Regions from separate parts of the Homo sapiens genome. Here all the other regions are linked to region 2. Evidence: chromatin loops called from intact Hi-C (ENCODE). Cell type or tissue: heart right ventricle. All regions are shown on one strand. Region 1 overlaps CHST11 (carbohydrate sulfotransferase 11). Region 2 overlaps LOC105369949 (a long non-coding RNA gene). Region 3 overlaps CHST11 (carbohydrate sulfotransferase 11).

Region 1 (8,000 bases), 340 kb after region 2:
ACTTTATAGATGTGCAAGTTTGGACATCCAGAGGAGCATGTTGTAGGTCACCCAGCTAGAGAGGTACAGGTAGAGGAAATGGACCCAGGCCAGGGTTTGCCTGGCTGCCAAAGGATGCTGCTGCCCTAACTCCCAGGAGGGCCCCCACATGCACCAGCCCCTCCCGGCTTAGGCTCCTGTGACTCCCCTCCCCCTGACAGGAAGCCTTGCCACCTTGCTGTCCCCACCCCTGGGGGATATCGCTCAGGGATGAAAGGGTTCTGGGGCTGCAGGCTGTTGTTGGAATAAATGAGCTCGTGTGTGTCGCGCCTTTCTCTCGTTGAGAGAGCATCACCCTGTGCATTCTCGATGAGCTAACCTGACCTATAGCAGTATTAGATCCGCGTTTAATGGACAGCCGTGTGCTGCAGAGAATGAACAGTCAGTAAAGGCCTGTTGACTGTCAGCAGGCTCGGCTTGGCTCAGCTCCAGCCCAGGCCTGGGGTCTGTGCCAAGCCCAGAGAAAGGTATAGCTCAAGCCCCTAGCTTGGGTGGATCTGGTGGTGCTGTGTCTGCACACGGGGTGCCAAGGGCTCTGTCATATTTAGCCCTTTGAATATCAGCCCCAGAGCCAATGTCGCAGACATCTGCTTTAAATGGGGACTCCCTTCCTTTAGGGTAGAGAGAAACCTTAGAGGCCAGAGTCACACCGTCCTTCTTCTCTGGGATGGCCCCCATCCCTTGTCATTTCAGATGCAGCATAGTATAGTGATGGAAGCACTGCCTGGGTTCCAAATCTGAGTCTACCCCCACCCAGCTGTGTGACCATGAGCACCTCATGCAAACACTCTATGCCTCAGTTTCCTCATCTGTGAAATGGGGATGATAATGTTCCTTTCCTCATGAGTATTGTGAGAAGTAAACGAATTAATATATGGCACATTGCCATGCACGTAGTAAGTACAGAAGAGTGTTTCTATGATCGTCTCGCATCCATACCTGTCGTAAATTAGTGTCCACTTTTGGCTGTGAGTGCCATGAGGGCAGGGGATGGCCTGTCTTCTTCATTGCTGTGTCCCAAGGAAAGTTCTCAGGAAATATTTGCTGAATACATGAAGGATGCATGAGCAAACACATACGTGATCGCTCCCAACGTGCCTGGGGGAGGCAGGGGCAGGGTCTGTGAATGCTGCTCATCCACGGAGGGCTTCACAGGCCCAGAATTTACCTTAGATTCGAAGACGAAGGAATCATCTGGTACTATCTTAGTTTCCTATTGCTGCTGTAACAAATTACTGCAAACTTAATGGTTTCAAACAATACACATTTATATCTTATGGTTCTGGGGCTCAGAAATCTGATGTGGATCTCACTGGCTAAAATCAAATCAAGGGGATTATTGCTTCGGGGGCCACCTTCATTCCTTGGCTCATGACATGCTTCCATCCTCAGAGCCGGCAATGGCCAGTCAAGTCCTTCTTGCATCTTATCACTGAATCCCCTGCCTCCCTCTTCCACGTTTAAGGGACCCTTGTGATTACAGATTACACAGGACCCACCCACATAATCCAGGCTAATCTTTTTATTTTGTGGTCAGATGATTAGTAGCCTTAATTCCATCTGCTACCTTGATTCCCCCTTGCCATGTAACATAACGTATTCACAGCTTCTGCAGGTTAGGATGTGGACATCTTGGATGCAGGAAGAGCGGGAGGTTATTCTTCCAACCACAGGGATTTTCAGTTAGTCAGGAAGATGGGAAAGTGAATGAAGGAATTCTCCATTTAGCTGCCCCAAAACCATTTTGAGAGGGAAAGGACTTAGACCAGCGCTTCCTTCAGTAGGTCTTCATGGTATCTCTTTCTGAATTGCATGGCTCCAGGCTTCAGGGATTTTTTTAGTCATTTTCCGGGGATGGTCATAAGTGCCAGCAAGACAAGCCTCAATAAAGGCCAATAGGCTGGGCGCTGTGGCTCACACCTGTAATCCCAGCACTTTGGGAGGCCGAGGCAGGGGGATCATGAGGTCAGGAGTTCGAGACCAGCCTAGCAAATATAGTGAAACCCCGTCTTTACTAAAAATACAAAAATTAGATGGTGTGGTGGTAGGCGCCTGTAGTCCCAGCTACTCTCGAGTCTGAGGCAGGAGAATCACTTGAACTTGGGAGGCGGAGGTTGCAGTGAGCCGATATCACGCCACTGCACTCCAGCCTGGGTGACAGAGTGAGACTCTGCCTCAAAACAAACAACAACAACAACAGCAACAAATTCGCTGGGCAAGGTGGTGGGCGCCTGTAATCCCAGCTACTTGGGAGGCTGAGGCAGGAGAATCGCTTGAACCCAGGAGGCATAGGTTGCAGTGAGCCAAGATTGTGCCACTGCACTCCAGCCTGGGCGACAGAGCAAGACTCTGTCTCAAAATAAATTAATTAATTAAATTAATAAATAAAAGTAAAAGACAATAGGGCAGTAGCCCAGATGCAGAATCAGGACTTGTTCATGGAGCCCCTCCCACGTGCCAGCGTTGGTTGCATTCAGCAGCGGCCCCACTCCTGGGCCCATCTTTATTGAGCACTTACTATGCGAAAGGTACTTTGCCAAGCATGAGATGCCCATTCCCTCACTAAATTCTCATGACAGTCCCTTGAAGTAGTTTCAGTTGTCAGCCCCATTTGACAGATGAGACAGCTGTGGTACAGAGGGGTTTTGTGACTTGCCTGAAGCCACACAGTCTGTCAGTGGCAGAAGTGGGATTTGAACCCAGGGAGTTGGACTCCAGAATCTTCTCTCTTTCCTGGCTTGACCTCCTACTTCTCTACCATTCACGCACATTGTTCCATTGCAGCTGCACAACCACCAGGTGAGGACGGAATTTCGTTTGAATCCCTACTGCTTAGATACGGAGACTGAGGCTGACAAGGATTGTGTGGCCAGCCCAGTGTCACTCAGCTGTTCAGTGAGCTGCCTGGGCTCTTTCTCCACATCACACTGCCTTCCGTGTGTTACTAATGAAGAATGAATTTCTAGAAAATGAATATTTTCAAAACACTCCCTGCCACCTGCAGTCCCTTTGAGGAGTGGCGATTGTTTGTAGTTCCCCAGGCCCCCCATAGAGGTAAGCAATCACTCCTACTTTAGAACTGAAATTGGGGGCGTCTCCTCCCTGCCACCCAGGACTGTCATTTAGCCAGCCAGCCTGAAGACTGCAGCAAGCAGGCAGATGCAATGCTTGCGAGAGTAAACTTGGCCAGTCTCCCAGGAACTCCTTAATGAAAAATTTCATTCCGGTGGACGAGAGTGGAGTCGACACAGTCCTCATTACTGCCCAGGTCTAAATTAAACAAGACAAGGGAGGTTCTTGAGGAGCAAGGCAGAAGTTACTGAAGGCTTGAACAGTAAATTGCAGGAAAGGAGCTTCTGTCGGGGAAGGTTCTCCGACTTTCCAGGGTGCATGGAACCCCAATGCATTTCTCCTTTGGAGGATCAACGGCCACTTAGGTTGAGGGTACAGAATGGGGCACAGTAAACCCAGCCTCCTCATCCTTCCCTCTCTTGCTGGGTGAGGGCTGGGCTGCAGGCGCGGCCCCCAGGACTCTGCCTTGGTGGCTATGGTTCCAGAATGGTGACGCCCGGAAGCAGACACTCCGCAACGTACTGTCTTCTAGGCTGACAGCTCTTGCCTCCCCAGCTTGAATACATGCTCAGTGGGCCAGGGTTGAGTTCTGGAGTCCCCATGTCCCTTTGTAGTGACACCAGCATCTCTTTCTAGATAAGGGGCTTGCATAAAGAAATGCCATGTTGGCTTACAAGTAGGAAATCATGTTCTTTCCCATCAATTGGATTTCTAGGTGACCACCTGAGATCCGAAGTTCTGGAAGTCAACACACCATCCACCCACGCTCCCCTTGCCCACTTCACTCTGTCTCTCTCGTGCACAGGTGCACGCACACAGGGCTCAGGCTGCAGTCCGACAGAAACATAGGCTTCCTGCCATTAATTGGAGGGCCCTGACTGCAGACACAGCATAACTATCTATTCATAGTCTTTTTTTAATTCTAAGAAATGCTGCTCTAGCTATTACCTACTTCAGGGCAAATGACTGGCTGGCGTTATCAGCATTTTTCAAGTTATAAACACCCCCTCTTAGCTGGGACCCCTCTTTATTTTCAGTGTTCTTCAGAATGAGGAGTTGGGGCATGGCCAGCCGGCCCTGGCTGTGGCATGGAGGATGGACTGGCCCTGGGCACTCAGGGAGGGGTGGCGGGGGCTGCACCCCATGGCCAGGGGACAGTTACAGGCACCACTGTCCCCAGATGCCCCAGGGAACACTGTGTCCCAGCTGCTTCTACGTAACAATCCAGGCCATGGCTTTCCTTGTCTTGCACCCATTTCCTGGAGGAAAAGCGGGAATGGTTTAGGAATGGGTCCCTGCTCCGTGGCTCCTGAGAAGAATTCCCTCTCTCCAGACTAACGCTGGTGTCCAGGCACTTTTCCGCCTTTAGATCCAAAGCTATGGAGGGGCTTGTAAACATGTTGCTTTTTGTAAATTGAATAAGTGGACTTGTCTAGTTTCGTAAACATTGCTGGCGGCATCCGGAGCCCCAAGAAGCACGCTTCCTCCTGAAACACTGCCCTGCAGGCAGGACAGCTCCCCGACTCTGGCATCAGCTGCCATGTCTTGAGAGTCTACTGTGTGCCAAGCATTTTACCTGCAGAGTCTAATTTTATCCTCAATCTTATGCAGTGGGTACCAGGATTTTCCCTTTTTACAGATGAAGAAACTGGAATTGAGGAAGGCCGAGTTGCTCCCCACAGCCTCACGATCGTGAGAGGCAGGGCTGGGACTCATGGCGTCCAAGGCGTTTGGTGCTGTGTCTCTCCCTGAGGGCTGCGTGCAGCCTCCCCTTCCAGACCCCGCACGGTATTTCCTCATCCAGGAAGACAGGACCTAGGGCTGGACGGCAGCTACACTCATGTCATGCGCTGGGAGGGTCTCCCGGGGTCTCCCCAGGACCACGGCCACCTACCACCCCTGTCCCCTGAAGATAAATGATCGCAGCTGCAAATTTCAAACAGTGTGACGTGCTGCGGTCGGCAGCCAAGACAAAAAACCCACAGACGTTTGGCCTTTGAGGCAGAGGAACACCACGAGCTTTCTGTTGCTTTTCTTTTGATCTGCTGTTTGATTTTAAAAAGGGGAAAAAAAAAATGGAGAGGATCAGTGAGTAGAAATCTAATTTGAAAAAAAAACAAAACAAGTTCACAAAAACAGGAAATGTCGTCTACCGTGGACCAGTCGCTGCTGCTTTGGGACTTTTAAAATGACAGCACGTCTTATAGACGCCGTTCACCTCTCCTAGTGAGCCTGGAATTCTGGGGCTCAGAGGAGCAAGGTTGAGAGGTCGTGGATGTAGGAAGGGCGGAGAAACCATCTCATGTGCCCCGCAGCGTTTGCTCCAGGGCCGGGGCTGGTCCTCGGCTAAGCTGGCTTCCTTGGTTTTTCTAAAGGAAGACTCATGACTTCCCTGAGAAATGTTTGCTTACAAAAGACTGAAACCCACCCTGTGGTGCTGAAACCAAGGGGAATTTAATGCAAGAGCAAACCCTAAAGCCAGAAGCTGGGTTTGGGCCTGGCCCCATCCCCATCCCCATCTCATCAGGCATCACAGATTTAAGGAGTAGGGCTGTGGGTCCCTGGTGCTCTCTGAGCCCTTAAGTCTCTGGTGGGGCTTATCTCTGTGTCTCTCTTTCTCTCCCACACAGATACAGACACACACAGCCACACACACACCAGAGCTACCTCAGAATGGTGCCTTCAGCATAGAGCCTTTAATCCCACATGGGTCCAGGGCCCCACTGGCTCACTGTCTCTGACCGTCTGTGCCACCTTTATGGGAAAGAGAGTCAGATCGGTTCATGTATCTCTGTGCCTCAGCTTCCTCTTCTGCAAAATAGGAATGCTAATGGTATTTCTATCCCGGAATGTCTGTGAAGGTGCCATGGGTTAGACAGTGTGCTCAACTCATTCAAACTCAGGCAAGTGTACCCCTGCGCCTGATAGAGAATGAGTGCTCAAAATGGGGTGTGACTACTGTCCTTCCTATTGTACAGCGTCCCTGGTATAAGGAGTTACGTGAACAAACGTTTTCAGAGCCACCTCAAAGAGAACACAACCAGCATAGAAAAAAAAATAGATCGTTTCACTGAAAGAACCACTATAAATACTCCATGATAAGTCAGATTTCTGGAAGATATTGTATAATTTTCAAAGCACTGCCACATACATGGCTCAGGCGATTCCCCCAATATTCTGAGATATTACTGAGACTAATAAACAAGGAAATAAGAAGTTAAGGTATTGCCTGAGGTTGCACTGTCTGCAAGTGATGGAGTTTAAACTCAGATCCACGTCCCACCTCTAAATTCTCTGTGGGTTTGTTGTTGTTTGCCTGTTTGGTTTTGGGGGGTTTTTTTGAGACAGGGTCTTGCTCTGTCACCCAAGCTGGCGTGCAGTGATGCAGTCATAGCTCACTGCAGCCTGGACCTCCCAGGCTCAAACCATCCGCTCCCCTCAGTCCCTGGAGTAGCTGGGACTACTGGCGCATACTACCACACTCAGCTAAGTGTGTGTGTGTGTGTGTGTGTGTGTGTGTGTGTATGAGATTTTACCATTGTTGCCTGGGCTGGTCTTGAATTCCTGGGCTAAGCCATCTGCCCGCCTTAGCCTCCCAAAGTGCTGGAATTACAGATGCGAGCCACTGTGCCTGGCCAATTTGGTGTGTTTTTAACTTCATCAGAGGTAAAAGTTTTCATAATCCATCATATTTCTCTTTATACCTTGGCTACTGGGAAGCACAAACTAAGTGTGATGCCCAAACTCAGCACTGCCCTAACCGTGGTTTTTAGTATATTTTGTATATTGACTGAACTGCAGTACTTAGATGAGGTAGATTGGTTTTCTGAAACACAGTGTAAGTGCCTCTGTAAAGTGGATGAATTGTGCCTTTGCAGACGTTCAAAAATGGTGAGGATGAGTTTTATTTCTAACACGTCATCGTTTCTGCTTGTGGAAGAGGACGGGCTATGGTGGACGTAGCCTGGCACCTGTTCCTTCCTGTGATCTGGTTCTCTCTTCCAGCCTTGCTGTCTGGAGTCGTTGCTGGAAAGAGTGTCCAAAGAAAACAAGGCCCCATCCCCCTGCAGGTCATCTTTCTGTTTCCTGCTGATACCTGGGGGGAGGTGAGGGGAGACTTTCTCAAAGGCCCTGGCAGTGAAACATCATCAAAGTGAGCCAAGACCTTTGTGAGGCTGAGATGGGGATCACACCTTTCCAGAACGCTCATAAGTGTCACTTCCTAAGGATTTCAAACCTGCACAGACAAACCCACGTGTCCTACGGGAAGGCTGCTCTGTGTCTAGGGGAAGGCTAATGACTTTCTTGGCCTTTGTCCCTCAGTTCTCAGGGGGGTGGTGCTGGCGTGCCCTGTCAGACCCACTTACCCCAGACAGGAGCCTGACATGCCTGGCTGAGTCCTGCCTCAGGACTGAGGCCCTGTGGCTCAGTTTTTTGATCTGTGGTGTGAGCGTAGTATCACCTCCCCTGGGAGTCATGATAGCAGTCAGCAGTATTAACAACAATGACAACAACGGCAGCTGGGCCCCTCAAGGACTGTATTTAATACTCACGATATCCCTAATACAGCTGTGAGCCCTTTGTTTTAACTCATTCCTGTCTTAAAATCGCTGATGAGAAAACAGAGAGGCTGCCGACTTGCCCGGGATCACACAGCAAGTACACACACAACATAGTCAGGACAGCCTGGCGGGCGGGGTGGGCGTCTGGGGGGCCGTGGGTCTGCCCCAGGCCTCTGCCTGCACCACCCCTAACCCTGAAGGCTTGTTCAATCTGTGGCCTGCAGTGAAGTGAGAATTTGCGCTCCCCTTTCCCGACACTCACTCCGATAAATCACTCCCTGTTTTAGTTTTATTGTTAGAGCGAGAATGAAACCTCCATGGAGTGCC
Region 2 (8,000 bases):
GGCGAATGGGGAGAGGACCCCTGGGGGATTCCCAGGTGCAGCCATTTTGTGTATGGCCATTCTGCTTCCTGGTTCATGACCCAACAGGAAGGACACAGCTGGGAGGGTCTTGATCAAGGGCAGGACCAGAGATGAGGCAGATCTGGGCACTGATAGATGACGATAATTAAAAAGGTATGTAGGTCGGGCACAGTGGTTCATGCCTGTCATTCCAGGACTGTGGGAGGCTGAGGAGTGAGGATTGCTTGAGCCAAGGAGTTCAAGACCAGCATGGGCAACATAGTGAGACCCCCATCTCTAAAAAGAAAAAAAATACAATAATTAGCTGGGCATGTTAGTACACATCTGTAGTCCTGGCTACTTGGGAAGCTGAGGTGTGAGGATTGTTTGAAACCAGGAGGTTGAGGTTGCAGTGAGTGGAGATTGTGCCACTGCACTCCAGCCTTAGTGACAGAGAGAGACCCTATCAAAAAAAACAAAAACAAAAATAAAAACAAAGAAAACAAAATTGACTCATTAAAATTAATCATTTAACAAATAGTTACAAAGTACCTACCCTGTGCTAGAAGCTCAGTCCTGGTTCCTCAACAATGAACAGAAGCATCCACCCTCCTGGGGTGGCCTCTCCAGTGAGAGCCCCGGGCCTCCTCAAGTGAGAATTCAATGGAAAGTGTAGTTTTAGGCCGGGATCCCTGAGGACCCCAGGCACTGGGGAGTCTGTCTAAGGGAAAATGAGTAGGGGACCCAGAAAGGGGAAGGCCAGGGGCAGCCTGCGGCCCCCCTGTGTCATCTTCCTCACCCTGAAAAGTTCCCTCTTGACCCTTTGGAGGTAGCCAGAGACTGCTGTCTATCCACCATCCAGAAAATCCAGCCACCTACAGCTTCTGTAACCACCATGCGATTACTTCCAATCTCTCAAATGGGGTTTGCGGGCTCCCCTCCTTTCATAATTGTAGCTAACATCATCGAGCACTTTCTATATGCCCAGCACTATTCTAAGTGGGTCACATGCAGTAACTCATGTTCAATTCTCACAATATCCCCATGAGATCAGTCCTGTGTCATTCTTATCATACCCATTTTTCAGATGAGAACACTGAGGTACAGAAAGTAGAAATAGCTTGTTCAAGGTCTTACAGCTGATAATCTGTGGAGTTAGGACTTGAAGCCAGACAGACCGAACTCAGCACTCATTCTCCTCCCCTCTAGACTCTGATGCCTTTGAGAAGGCTATAATACAAGACACACAGGGTCCTGTCCCTATGGATTACAGTCCAATGGGGACAACAGAGAGTAAACCATAGTGATACCAATCTGATGAGTCTTGTATGGAAGGACCAACTGGTCCTGGCTTGCAGAGACTTTCTGGCTTTAGCACAGAAAACCTCAAATTCTGGGAACCTCAGTCCTTGGCAAACTAGATGGTTGTACTAACCTAGTTGTGTGAAAAGGGAATCATGAAGTACTATTATTTCTTTGCCTGATTTTGAAATTTACTAATTTGACAGGTGTCACATGGGATTTCACTGCTGTTTTTACATTGCCTTTCTTTTGATCACCACGGAGGCTGAACAATGTTCTCGATGCTTTTTAACCAGATTTAGTTTGTAGTTTGTGAATCAGTTTCTCCTAGAATTCGTCTGCTGAGGCAGAGGTTCTCAGCCTTGAGTGGGCATCAGAATCAGAGGAGGGCTTCTGAAAAAGCAGATCTCTGGGTCGTATCCTCAGAGTTTCTCATTCAGTAGGTCTGGGGTGGGGTCTGGGGTTGGGCATTTCTTTCTTTCTTTCTTTCTTTTTTTTTTGAGACATAGTCTCACTCTTTTACCCAGGCTGGAGTGCAGTGATGTGATCTCGGCTCACTGCAATTTCCACCTCCTGGGTCCAAGTGATTCTCTCACCTCAGCCTCCCAAGCAGCTGGGATTACAGGCACATGCCACCATGCCCAGCTAATTTTTGTATTTTTAGTAGAGACAGGGCTTCACCAAGTTGACCAGGCTGGTCTTGAACTCCTGAAATCAGGTGATCCTCCCACCTCAGCTTCCCAAAGTGCTGGGGTTACAGGCGTGAACCAACGCGCCCGGCCTGGGGCTGGGCATTTCTAACAAGCTCCCAGGTGACACTGAGGCTGCCAACTGGTCAGGAACCAAACCTGGAGATGCGCTGTATTTGGGTGTTTTTTGGAAGCTCTCCCTTTAGTAAAGTGGTTCTCACATTTGCTAAATGTGCACCTTAGAATCACCTGGGCAGTGTTACAAAATTCAGATGCTCAGGCCCTACCCTGGACCAGAGGAAGCCAGTCATGGGGAGTGGAACTTGGGCTTTGCTAGTTCATTACAAAATTTCTCAAGTGATTTCCTCATCTCTGTAGTGTTAAAATAAATTAAGATGAAGACCAGTGTGAAGAATCCCTGAGCAGACAAAGCCCGTTATGCTTCATAAGTGACCTTAATCTTCTTGATTTGCAAACATAAGCAAAACTGTATGCCTTTTTCTTTTTTCTAGCCTGACTTCACTAGCTATAACTTCTGGCACTATGCTGAATAAGGGTGGACCTCCTGGCTGGGCGTGGTGGCTCACGCCTGTAATCCCAGCACTTTGGGAGGCAGAGGCAGGTGGATCACAAGGTCAGGAAATCGAGACCATCCTGGCTAAAACGGTGAAATCCCGTCTCTACTAAAAATACAAAAAAAAAAAAAAATTAGCCGGGCGTGGTGGCGGGCGCCTGTAGTCCCAGCTACTCGGGAGGCTGAGGCAGGAGAACGGTGTGAACCCGGGAGGTGGAGCTTGCAGTGAGCCGAGATCATGCCACTGCACTCCAGCCTGGGTGACAGAGTGAGACTCTGTCTCAAAAAAAAAAAAAAAAAAAAAAAGAATGGACCTCCTGGCCTTGTCACTAATTTTGTGGGGGAAAGCATTTAGTCTTTCAAGCATTAAGTGTGTTAGCTATAGTTTTGTAAGTTTTTTTTTTTACAAATGGGTGCTGAATTTTGTCAAATGCTTTTTCTGCATTAATTTATATGATCATATTATTTCTCTTCTTTCACCTGTTAATATGGTGGATTGCATTGATTGATTTTCAAATATTCAACTACCCTTTCATCTGTGGAATAAACTCCAGTTGGTCATCCTGTACAATCCTTGAGATATATTGCTGAATTCTATTTGCTAATATTTTGTTAAGGATTTTCATGTATATATTCATGAGGGATATTGATCTGTAGGTTTTTTTTACTACCTTGGTTTTATTTATTTGTTTGTTTGTTTTTGAGACAGAGTCTCTCTCTGTTGCTCAGGCTGGAGTTCAGTGGCGCGATCTTGGCTCAGTGTAACCTCTGCCTCCCAGGTTCAAGTGATGCTTCTGCCTCAGCCTCCTGAGTAACTGGGATTACAGGCATGTGCCGCCATGCCTGGCTAATTTTTGTATTTTTAGTAGAGACAGGATTTCGGCATCTTGGCCAGGCTGGTCTCGAACTGCTGACCTCAAGTGATCCGCCCACCTCGGCCTCCCAAAGTGCTGGAATTACAGGTGTGAGCCACCGTGCCCAGCCAGCAGCCTCAACCTCTTAAGCTCAAGCAGTCCTCTGGCCTCAGCTTCCCGAGTAGCTGGGACTACAGGCACATGCTACCATGCCTGGTTAATTTTTGTAATTTTTATAGAGACAGTGTCTCACTTTGTTGCCCAGGCTGGTCTTGAACCCCTGGGCTCAAGTCATCCTCCCACTTTGACCTCCCAAAATGCTAGGATTACAGATGTGAGCCACTGTACTCATTCCTATCTGTGGTTTTAATATCAGGGAAATACTATCTTCATAAAATGAATTGGAAAGTGTTCCCTCCTCTTCTATTTTCTGAAAGAGAATGTAGAGAGATGGTGTGAATTCCTCTTTAAACATTTGGTAGAATTCTTCAGTGAAACCATCTGGATCTGGAGACTTCTTTTTTGGGAGTTTTAAAATTGCAAATTCGATTTCCTTAACAGTTGTAGGCATACTCAAATTATCTAGTTCACATTGGGTGAGTTGTAGTCATTTGTATTTTTCAAGGAATCGGTCCTTTTTAACTAAGTTGTCAAATGAATGTGTGTTCTCACTAGCTTTAAAAAATTCTCTTCCCTCCATTAGTTTCTCTCACATTGAAATGAGATGCTGATTCCTCCACATGCCTTCCCTCCCTCCAGATCAATGACAAAACGCATTCTCCTGTGCCCTAATCCAGGACAGCATTCTTGACAGGCAGAGCCCAGGATGGGGCAGTCCCGATGTAAACCCACAGTTTCGAGGAACCAGTTGGCCTTGGACCTCTCTGAAGAGCTCTGGAACCAGAAGGGGCTGGCGGTCCTCTAAGTCACCTTAGCCTACCTGGAGAGACCTCCGAGGCGGGAGGTAGGAGCTCCGTCCTTAAGGGCAGGTTTGAGAAGTCAAAAACGCTGGGGGCCCTGGGTACCACTAGGTGGCGCTCAAAACATACAGTTGCTCTTGGAGGCCAACAGTGGACCGAAGAACCTCTGTTTAGCTAGATTTGGTCTGTGGGGCATTTGTTCTTTAAGTGAGATGCACTTTAGAGTCTAGAAGCTGCAAGGACCCCACGAGCTCTGGGTTGGTGGACTTGGTAATACTTTCTCTGACTTCCCTACTGACAAAGGAGGGAAGGCTTGAGAGGTGGTGCTGGTTGGAGGCTCCTGCGAGATGTCAGAAGCACCTACCTCCGTGTGGGCTGCTGAGACAAGCATGCCCACGCGGAGCCTCTGTGTGGTTATGAAGTGTCAACACCCCGGCCAGGCCTGTAAAGAATCTTAAAGAATCTACCCTGGGCTCCACGTCCCTTCCAGGCTGGCTCAATGCCCACACCCCTTCCAGATCCTGCCCCCTGCAGATACTTTGATCTACCCCACCACGTTAAGTATACTTTAGGGAAAGAGTCCTCTGGAGTCAGTTGGGAGGCTCAAGGTTTTGTCCTGCCTCTGCCGCTAGCAGTGTGCCTTGGGCAAGACTTGTACACATCTTTGCTAGATTCTGGACTGAGTCCAAATCCTGTCTTGACCACCCACAGCTATGGTGCCCTCTTAGGAATGTTACTTAATGTTACTTAACCTTCGTGAGCCTCAGGTTCACAACTGTCATCTGGAGATAATAAAGACACTCATCTCATCTCATAGTGTAGTGAAGTTTTATTTTTTATTTTTTTAGAGACAGGATCTTGCTCTGTTGTCCAGGCTGGAGTGCAGTGATACGATCATAGCTCACTGTAACCTTCAACTTTTGGGCTCAGGTGATCCTCCCACCTTGGCCTCCCAAAGCACTGAGATTACGGGCAGGGAGCCACCATGCCAGCCCCAGCATCGAGTAAGTGCTTGATGGACATTGGCAGTTATTATTTTATCACATTTATTTATTTATTTATTTTGAGATGGAATCGCATTCTGTCACCCAGGCTGGAGTGCAGTGGCACGATCTTGGCTCACTGCAACCTCGGCCTCCCAGGTTCAGGTGATTCTTCTGCCTCAGCCTCCTGAGTAGCTGGGACTACAGGTGCACACCACCATGTCCAGCTAATTTTTATATTTTTAATAGAGATGGGGTTTCACCATATTGGCCAGGCTGGTCTCAAACTACTGACCTTGTGATCCACCCGCCTTGGCCTCCCAAAGTGCTGGGATTACAGGCGTGAGCCATCACGCCCGGCCATTATTATTATTATTATTGTTTTTGAGACATAGTCTCACTCTGTTACCCAGGCTGGAGTGCAGTGGCATGATCACAGTGCACTGCAACATCTGCCTCTGGGGCTCAAGTGATCCTCTCACCTCATCTTCCTAAGTAGCTGGGATTATAGGTGTGCACTGCCACATCTGGCTAATTTTTTTTGGAGGGGGGTGTTTTTAGTAGAGACAGGGTTTCACCATGTTGCCTAGGCTGGGTCTTAAACTCCTAAGCTCAGGTGATCCCGCCACCTCAGCCTCCCAAAGTGCTGGGATTACAGACGTGAGCCACCATGCCCTGCCATTCCTATTGTCACTAATTTTTGTACCTCTCCCATCCCAGCCCTAGCATAGGTTTACTTGTTTTCAATTGCTGCTCTAACACATTACTACTAATAGAATGGCTAAAAACAGCACAAATTTATTCTCTTACAGTTCTAGAGGTCAGAAGTCTATAACCAAGATGTTGGCAGAGCTGTGTTCTCTCCGGAGACCTCAGGGGAAAATCCATTCCCTTGCTTTACCCAGCTTCCAGAGGCCATCCACGTTGCTGGCCTTGTGACCCCTTCTTACATCTCTCCAACCTCTTTCTTCTGTCACCCCATCTTCTGCTACTAATTTGATCCTCTTGCATCCTTTTAAGGATTTGTACCTTGGACCCATACAGATAATCCAGGATAGTTTTCTCATCTCAAGATCCTTAATAACCTGTCTGCAAATTTTCTTTTACCATGGGCAGTAACATATTCGCAGGTTTCAAAGATTAGGATATGGATGTCTTTGGGGGCCATTATTCAGTGTAGCACTCTGCGAAAACAGATTCAGTTCAAAATAAATAAGGATTGGGAAAGGGCTTCATGTGGTTTTATCTTTATATCCCCAGTGCTATGATTTGAATGTTTGTGTTTCCTCAAAATTCATATGCTGAAAACTTAACCCCCAAGGTGATGGTATGAGGAGGTGGGGCCTTTGGGAGGTGATTAGGTTTAGACGAGGTCATGAGGATTGGGCTGTTATGATGGGATTGGTGCCCTTATAAAAACAGCCACAGAGAGACCTTTGCCCCTTCCACCACGTGAGGACACAGTGAGAAGGCACCGTCTAGGAGCCAGGAAGTAGGCTCTTACCAGACACTGAATCTGTTGGCATCTTGATCTTGGACATCCAGCCTCCAGAACTGGGAGAAATAAATTTCTGTTGTGTATAAGCCACCTCGTCTGTGGTATTTTGTTATAGCAGCCTGAATGGATTAAAACACCCAGAGTCTAGCACATTGCCTGTTTGGCCTGGAAGGTACTTACTTACTGAATGAGTGAGTATGGTGAACATTACTGGTGCTCATCAATACCCAGCTCTCCTCTCCTTCTTTGGGTGGGGGCACATGACTAATGACTAGCTTTGGCCAATGAAAGTGAGCACAAGTGAGGTGTGTTACTTCCAGGCTGAGTCAGTGGAAGCCTCCATGTGACACTTCAGCCTCTGTCCTTCCCTGCCATGATAAATGTAGAGGCCTTCTCTCGAGATGGACTGAAGCAGCCTGGATTGTGTGTCACTGCATGGAGAACAGGCACCCTGGATTGTTACCCGCACCTACCTGCTTATATAACCAAGAAACAAACTTAGGAAATTTGGGGAATGCTTGTCACTGTAGCATAGCCTATCTGAATCTATCCAATGCAATGAGTTAATGGAACTGCCCAATCTTTAAGGTCCAAATCAAAACTATGTTATAGGTAGAAGAATCAGCCACACAACATACCTAACTAGTGGTCTTTGGCATGCCCAGGTGGGTGGGTAGTTCCCTCTGCTTCCATGTTTTGCCCAGTATCTAATACTGTATAGCCTCTCTGCTTTGGTTTCCTCATCTGTAAAATCAGGAAAATAATAGTACCTACTTGAGACAACTGTTGAGAGATTATATGATTTAATGCATATAAAGCATTTTAAACAGTGCCTGACATGTGGTTTGGTTGTTGTTGTTGTTGTTGTTTGTTTGTCTTTTTGAGGTGGAGTTTTTGCCCTTGTTGCCCAGACTGAAGTGCAATGGCTCACTGCAACCCCTGCCTCCCAGGTTCAAGTGATTCTCCTGCCTTAGCATCCTGAGTAGCTGGGATTACAGGCGCCTGCCACCAAGCCCGGCTAATTTTGTATTTTTAGTAGAGACAGGGTTTCACCATGTTAGCCAGGCTGGTCTCGAACTCCTGACCTCAGGTGATCTGCCCGCCTCGGCCTCCCAAAGTGCTGGGATTACAGGCATCAGCCACCATGCCCAGCCATGGTAAGTCTTAATATATGTTTGTT
Region 3 (8,000 bases), 360 kb after region 2:
TGGAGGTTCCTGTGGGACATTCCATGGGCAATGTCCAACGGGAAGGTGAGAGCATGCTTCTCGCCTCTGGTATAAATCCTCCCTTCCCCAAAGTTCCCCCTGCAAGATACCATCCCTGTGCCTACAGAATCTGGGGAAAGAACATTCCATGGAGAAGGAACAGGACATTCACTGCCCTGCGTGTGGCATGTTCAGTGGAAGGAAAGGAAAGGAAGAAGAGAGAGAGAAGAGAAGAGAGAAGGAAGGTTGGGGAGGGCCATTTTGTAGAGGGTGATGATAAGAAAAAGACCAGTGACTCACAAGCTCATACAGAGAATGCCCAGCCTGGCCGAGCTGGAGATTTACCCAGAGGCATCCAGCAGAGTCCCATGTATTTCCAGATGTTTCTGGTTAGAAGTTCGTATAACTTTCAGAGAAAATGCCCTGCCCTCCTGGATTCTGGCCCAGTTTGAAGAGCACCCCAGGCTGACTGAGCGTAGCAAAGCCTCAGAGAGGCAGTGGTGGGCTGTTGGGCTGGGACCCACTGCACGTACAACTCGGGAAGCCCACCTGGCCCTCTGTGAGTCTGGCCTGTGAACTCTGATTTACCCGGAGTTGGCAGGGTTGGGGGTCTTAGAGTAGCCCTTTGAGAAGCTGGTTCAGTTCTGAACTCCATCCAGGTGTCCATGAAAGAGACTGCTTCGAGTCCCTTTCAGTCCCCCACACAGCGCTGTAGGTGTACTAGAAGTCATGTATAAACTGCCCTGAAAATCTGATTTTTGAAAGCATAGGAGAAATGCATCCTTCTGCTGCATAAAGCATCTTCATTGTGAGTCTTGATAGAAACCAAGTGTGGCTTCAGGGCTTAAGAAGGCCAAACCTCACCCTGTGACTTACACAACTGAGACCAGGAGTATCTATGAGAATAAAATGTGACTTTCCTTTAACACCATTTATAGATGATCTTTATGGGATATTCTGCCTCAGCAATTAGCTATGGGAATTTTAAAACTCCATAACAACTTTAAGGAAAGGAAGTTAATCAGAACTTCCCGACTAAGAACTGAGTTCAATAATCATTGCCCAAGGGGCTTCCCTGTACCCAGAAGCCACGTAGATCTGGGCTGTGGATCAGCCTGCAGGCTCCTTGCCATCCCCCGTGGGAATGACTGAGGTCACACGGGAGGTCATCGTGGGGGTGGCTGACTTGGGGGCCAAAGACATGTACTTCAGAACAGGACAGCCAGGGTGGAACCTGGGCCTCACCACTTGCAAGGCCTGAGCCTTGGGACATGAATTCAAGCCCTCTGAGCCTCAGTTGACTCATTTGTAAGTTGGGGATATCACTTTGGGGATTATTGTGAGGATTAACTGAGATGGTGACTGTCAAGTACTTCGTGGGATGCCTGACGCATCACAGAGCCCTGCAGGTGAGTTTGTAGTTTTCCCTTGTCTGGCCACCTTGGGGTCATAGATTAGTTAGTGAATGATCAGTTGATCTAGAGCCTTCTAGATCTTTCTGCTTCATTCCAGATCTCGCATTGACCCTTTTGCCCAGTGCCTTCCTCGGGGCAGTGGAGGAAGACACAGAGTGGAGGTATTTCTGACTCCTCTTGAGCGCCTGTGGTTTTGATGTTTTTCAAAAGAAAAGAACATTTCAGAAATAGAGGAGGGAGAATCCCCCACCAGGCAGTTTTGCAGGGAGGGCCTGGCCTGAGAATGTGCTGGGCATGGGGAGGTGAAAGATGAGCCAGGCGGAAAGGGAGGGCGAGGCTGTCCCCTGGGAAGGCTGGGTGGCCTGTCCCCAGCTGTCACTGGATGCCTTTGTTCCCTGGAGCCAAGAGGCCTCCCTTGGAGGCATCAGTTGCCACAGGAAGCAGATTCATTCATGAAAACCCACCCCCCAGGCCCCGATCCTACTTGCTTTTTTGAACCTTTCTGTTCTTTGCTTTGGCTCAGAGAATGCCACTTAGTGTATAAAAAAGGATCCCAACGTCCCGCCCTGCTGGACCGGTGTAATTATGTCTGCTACACTTCCTTTCTGGAAGGCCCTGGTCAGGGGGTGCTGCAGCCTTCCCAGACCCCGCGGGCTCATCCTTCTTCAGCAGACCGGCCTGCCCTGTCATTTTGGGCATAAAGCCTGTGCAGGGACAGCCATGGAGCCCTTCCCCTTCCCGACCAGCTTTGAGGTTCGCAGAGGTGCCCCGCTCTCTGTCGCCTCAAGGCTGCACTCCCTGTTCCCCCACCCAATCCTCTCTTAGATGGCCTTCGGCGCCAGCTCACTCCTCCTCTGTGGGCTTTGCATGAATACTTCTTTCTTGGGAAAATCATTCCCTGCTCTCCCAAGCTGGAACGGCACTCCTGTGCCATGCGTCCATGGCACCTGTGCTTAATAAAAGCAGTGAACATGAACTAAACACACACCCAGGCAAGGGCCTGGTCTGGCCTTCCTGACTTCATCCTCACACCCGCCCCATGATGCAATGAGGCGTTTCCTGAGCACTTACCTGCAGGGGCACGTGCAACTCCCTCCTCTCATCTGAGCTTTACAGCCACCTTTAAAGCAGGGAGTACTGTTTGGCTCATTTTACAGTGAGGAAATAGAGGCTTTAGGAGAAAGCCCGGACCTCATAGCTAGTAGGTGCTAGATCTGGGAATCTGACACTAGTGTCTTCTCTTGGCCACTAAATTACACTCCAGCTGCCACACTGCATTGCCATCTTTTCTGTTCCTTGTCCCTGTTAGAATGTGTGCTTTCTCCCTGAAATCATATCTTGCTTCAAACTGGGCTCCCCCAGCGCCTCAGGCTGTGGCCTGTTTGCATAACTGGCAGTCACTGGACTGATTCAGGCCAAGGATGGAGCTGCCACCAGGTTGCAGGGTCCCTCCTGAAGACGGAGGACCAGGCTGGGAGGTAGACAGCCTGCTGGGCAGGGGTGAGGGGTGAGCTGACCAGTCTGAAGCTCATCCAGGGCAAAGCGGGACCTGCAGGTGGCAGACGCTGTCAGTGGGAGGTTGGGAACCAACGCCGGTGTGTGCCAGAGGAGCCCGGGTAGTGGGTGCGGGCAAGAGCAGGCCTGAGCGTTCTCTCCCTCTCCACCTGGAACACCCTGAACTCATCACTTTTTGGGCTTCAACCAGGGGAGGCAGGGAAAGTGAAAGGAAAAGTGACATCAGCCACTCTCCCTCCTTGTCAGCAGCTTAGGGCAAAATTCTAGTTGGGAAAGGTGTCCTCATCTTTTCATTACTACATTGGCCTGAATTTCTAGAAGGTAGAGTGACTTCTCTCGGCCAGTGTATTCATCCGTGCACCAGGCATACAGTCAGCTATTCTCACCATCATCTATAACCACAGGAGGTCCGTGGCACCGTCATCCCCATTTTACAGATGAGAATGCTGAGTCTCAGATTAAGTAACTTGCCCAAGGTCCACAGCCAGTAAGTACTAGAGCCGGATTTTAAGCCCAGGCTGTCTGGCTGCAGAGCCTGTGTTCTGAACCACTCTGCTCTGCTGCCCCTTGATGGAAACAGCCACATAGTAAAGAACTCTATTTTTTTCATGAGAAAAAACTTTTAACTGTGAATATTAATTGCTTGTCCCTTAAGAGCAGCTGTGGGTCAAGTGACACAGTAAGTTCTTTGCAGACTTCATCCCTTTAAACCTCATAAGAGCCAGTGAGGTTTGTGCTCTCTCAGCTCCCACTTTACTGATGAGGAGACTGAGGCCAGGAGAGTGAATCTTACTGACCCCAGATCATGGGGCTGGTCAGGGCCATTGCCAAATTTTACATCCAGATTGGTCTGCCTGACTCCAGAGTCTGATCTCCAGCCTGTGCTGATGAGCTTGCTCATCTCCGCAGAGTTCCAGACATCCTAGGGAGAGTAAACCTTTGTTCCATCAAAGCAAATACTCTCCATTTTTGTTCAGTATTTATTGAATGAGATCAGGGAGACACTGATTTTCTGTAAAAATTGTATCCTGAAATCAATGTATTTAGTTTCTACCACTTAGTTTTAGTAGGGTCACTGGCCTTTAAAGAAAAAAATGCAAAGACTTTTCCCAGTTCTTGCCTCACTTTTCTTTAATGAGCTCTGAAATCAGGCCAGCCCAGGGGGACCTATCCCACGTTCCCTATTCTGGATAATAAAATGGGTCACTCACTTCTTTTTAGTTTTATAATTTCCATTGATCATAAATCTACATGTGTTGTCAAAATACTCCTCTGAGGTTGATGGAAGGTAGCAAAGATGGTTTTTCTATTTCATAGGAATGTTATGGCACCACACAGATGACACTCCCTGCCCTCTCACTCTGCCCTGGAATCCATCCCTGCACCTCCAACAAGGGCTGCTGGGTGGATAGAAGGAGAAAATCCCTCTTTTTGCTCTGCTGTCCAGCAGCACAACAAAAAGGCATATTTGGGTTCCAGTCTTTGCTCTGCTGCTTTCTGGGAGTGGGTGGATGAGCTCTCATCTCTGGGCCTCAGTTTTGCCATCTGAAAATCAGAGGGTGGTATCAGATAATCACAAAGGTATTTTGTAACTCTGAAGTTCTGGGTTCTAAGGACTCTGAGATGCAAAATTATTTGAAAGCTCTACAGGCAGAAGAATATTAATACCTCTGATGTCATGCAATTGAGGGTGTCTTATTCACCTCTGGGCCCCGGGTCTGTGTCCCTGCCATTGTGTGTGACTCTGTTCCTGGATATCTGTATCTTCATGTCCTCGGCCATGGCCTAAGAAGCCGCAGAGATGTCTGACTTCCTCAGTGAACAGCAGATGGATGGATTTAGACGTGCTTGTCCCTCTAGCACTCCACGATGGTCTTCCTGTTCCACTTTCACTATGATTGAGAATGGGCCGTCCTTCTTGAAAGAGGAAAAAGGCAGTGAAGTGATAAACAAAATCTTCTTAGTACTCTGCAAAGATGTTCATGTGTTGCCACAAAGCTAATCACCCTTTTCTGAATTCTGCAAGTATTGGGCACCAAGTGCCTGGGACACTGAGATACCTGGGCCTTATCCCAGCTGCCCTGGAGGGAGGGCATGAGTTGAGCTCACATTGTTCATAGTGACATTAACTATGATCAGGATGGAGCAGGTTGAGGCAAAGGGGTGAAGGTAAAGGTGGTGGAAATGGCTCCGTTGGGGCCCCAGGCTTGGTGGTGGTGGTTACTGGGGAGAGAACGAGGGTGTCTTCCAGGCAGGGGTAGGAGGAGGGCTTTGGAGCCCCATCTGCAGAACTAGCTCCACCTCTCTCTTGGGGGAGGACCAGCCTTCCTCTCACTGGAAGCATGCAACATGCAGAAACGAAAGGCCCAGAGCATGGCTCATGCGTGCCTTTGGAACAATGGAGAAATCGGGTATTGTTAAAACATGCTGCTTGACTAAGAAATAAATGGACCTCTTTGGGTGCCTCTCAATTCATAGTTCAGTTACTGTGAAATTCCATGAATCCTTTACAGTCTGTTAATACATATTAATAGCTAATCTTGATATTGCCAGAAAATTGCTCTTCAGACCTCCAATTTGCTTAACAGCTGCCAATCTAAGTTGCCGCCAATTGCCTCTATCGGTCTTCTGTGTCAGTGAGATATTAAGTCGCCATGAGCCAGGCATTTTGCACAGATGACAAATGTGTTTGGCGTTCACTGCAGAACCCGCTCATGTAAAAGCGACGCTCAATCATCAGTTCTCAAAGTGAAACAGAGACCACCAGCCTCAGAATTGGCCTGATAGAATCATCACGGGGCAGCGATCAAGAGCAGGTTCCCAGGACAGCCCGACCCACTGAACCAGAATTACTCAGGGTGGTGTCTGGGAACCCGCATTGCATCAGATTCCCGCTGTGATTCTTACATACACTGAACATTGAGAAATGCTGTCAGGTGAAAGGCAAAGCAACATTCCTGCTATCCTGCCCCCGGCACTTGGGAAACCACCCTCTGTAAGGTTTACAGTAGCTACTTCCTGAGTGCCTACTATGTGCCAGGTACCATGCTATGTGCTTTCCTTGTGGGCTCTCATCTAATCCTCAAAATGACCCTGAGAAGTAGACTTTATTGTTGTCCCCATTTTGCAGATGAGGAAACTAAGGCCTGAAGGGCTCAAGTGATTAGGCCAAAATAGAAGTAGAATATTCTGGTCAGTCTGGGAAGAGAACCAATGAAGCCAACTGGTTCAAAGAAGGGAGAGGCCAGGAGGAGATCCTGAAGGGAGGCAAGCCCCTGCCTCCCAAGAGCATCACCCTCTGGGAGGCCCATCGTGGTAGGGGAGGTTGACGGCCTCCCTGGCTAGGGGAGGGGTAAGCCACCCGGGACTGCTCAGTGGACCCATGCTCCTCCTCCCCTACTCCTGCCAGCAGCGACTTCCGAGGACCCCAAAGCACTAGCCAGCAGGTGCTCAGCCTGCCTGCCCTTACTTCTGATTTCCCAAGCAGTGTGGGAGCTGCATCCCTTCCTCACCGTTGTTCCTGTTCCGGGCCACCATTCATCGGAAAGCAGGCCAGCTTGGCAGCAGCCCCATTCCTATTCCTGCCCCCCTCCGGCACCCTGCCCAGGCCTCCGGAAGCCCAAACAGCTGATCTGAGATGTCAATAAGGCCCTTCCAGCTGCACCTGGCCTGGCTGAAAGGGAGCCCCGGGGGTACCACACAGCCTCAGACCAAGTCCTTCCTGGGCAGCCCTTGGCGCCCTCCCCCTCCAGCGTGATTTGATTCCCCTCCTCTTGTTTCTTGGCCTCACCAGACGGGTGGAAAGTGCCAGCGTCCCTCCCTCATCAAAAGCTGTTGCATTTCTACCCAGGGCTGAGAGTCCCCGCTCTTCTCTCTTGGCCTCCAGCCCCAGAGCTGATGCTAAGCTCCTGTGTGGCAGCCACAGGCTCTAAGCCAGAAATCTCCACCAGAAGATGAGGTGGGGGCTGCGGGTTTAGGCACAGGAAGCCCACGAGGCCTCATTGGCCGTCTTGTGACCCGAACAATCCCTGCTGTCCCAAAGTCATTCATGCATTCAACAAAGCTTTCAGTGTCCACCGTATGTGAAGCACTGGGAATACAACAGTGAACAAAAATTAGTGAAAACTACCTGCCATCTCAGAGTTAACGTTCAAGAAGGGAGAGACCAGCAAAATAAGTAAATTGAGATAAACTAAGGAGATAAGTACTACAAAGAAAAGGGAAGCAGGGAAGGGGATGGGAGAGCTGAGGTTCCAGAGGTGTCTCTTAATATCCACCACTGAGTGTGAGCCTTCCTAACTGCACCCAGGGACTCCCACAGTCTGGCTGGTTCCGCCTTGTCTTTCTCTTGCAGTTGCCCACAGGTTCCACTAAGTGAGCAGGGGCAGCTGGGCTGGAGGCAGTGGGGGCTGAGAGCAGCCAGAGGAAGGCACCCCCTTACTATCCTCAAACACCTGGGGGAGGCACCAACCCTACAGGGATGGTTCGGCTCACACCACTAAAATGATTGTAGCTAACATTTAAGAATACAGAGATATCACATGAAACCTAATATTCTGACTTCTCTTTTTTTAATTTATATTTTTCTAACTTTTAAGTTCAGGGGCACATATGCAGGTTTGTTACATAGGTGAACTTGGGTCATGGGGGTCTGTTGTACAGATTCTTTCATCACCCAAGTATTAAACCCAGTACCCATTAGTTGTTTTTCCTGATCTTCTCCCTCCTCCCACCTTCCACCCTCCAAAAGGCCCCACTGAGTGTTCCCCTCTGTGTCCATGTGTTCTCATCATTTAGCTCCCACTTATAAGTGAGAACATGTGGCATTTGGTTTTCTGTTCTGCATTCGTTTGCTAAGGATTATGGCCTCCAGCTCCATCCATGTCCCAGCAGAGGACATGATCTCTCTTTTTTTATGGCTGCATAGTACTCCATGGTATATATGTACCACATTTTCTTTATCCAGACTATTATTGGGCATTTAGGTTGATTCCATGTCTTTGCTATTGTAAACAGTGCTGCAGTGAACACATGTGTGCATGTGTCTTTATAATAGAATGATTTATATTC

The links. Peaks named below come from ENCODE experiments on the same cell type or tissue, not always from the same donor. Only the 100,000 strongest peaks of a DNase experiment are listed, where the experiment ranks them.
Region 1: it touches region 2 in a loop (2.7-fold over the local background); 7 of 110 quality-filtered maps call a loop at or near these places.
Region 3: a loop joins it to region 2, with 2.4 times the contacts of the local background. A loop is called at or near these places in 8 of 110 quality-filtered maps.

What each region holds. Positions count from the first base shown.
Region 1 is chr12:104,715,555-104,723,554 of GRCh38, forward strand. The region is part of intron 2 of CHST11 (carbohydrate sulfotransferase 11); the gene reads left to right. Among named protein-coding and RNA genes, the nearest start is that of MIR3922, 130 kb to the left of the region's middle. RefSeq lists enhancers at 4,804-4,893, 4,952-5,580, 5,554-5,603, 7,545-8,000. In heart right ventricle, no CTCF peak of the experiment used is centred here; DNase peaks (open chromatin) are centred at 4,922 and 5,405; H3K4me3 peaks cover 1,225 bases; H3K27ac peaks cover 1,398 bases.
Region 2 is chr12:104,377,570-104,385,569 of GRCh38, forward strand. It overlaps LOC105369949 (a long non-coding RNA gene), which reads left to right. Exons shown (of 4, transcript XR_007063432.1): 1 at 1-174; 2 at 4,217-4,383. Among named protein-coding and RNA genes, the nearest start is that of CHST11, 75 kb to the right of the region's middle. RefSeq lists a silencer at 6,848-7,048. In heart right ventricle, a CTCF peak has its summit at 4,443 (motif pointing right); DNase peaks (open chromatin) are centred at 4,452 and 4,739; H3K27me3 peaks cover 365 bases.
Region 3 is chr12:104,736,105-104,744,104 of GRCh38, forward strand. All of the region lies in intron 2 of CHST11 (carbohydrate sulfotransferase 11), which reads left to right. Among named protein-coding and RNA genes, the nearest start is that of MIR3922, 150 kb to the left of the region's middle. RefSeq lists enhancers at 4,889-4,938, 6,645-7,266. In heart right ventricle, no CTCF peak of the experiment used is centred here; DNase peaks (open chromatin) are centred at 4,717 and 6,544; H3K27ac peaks cover 2,072 bases.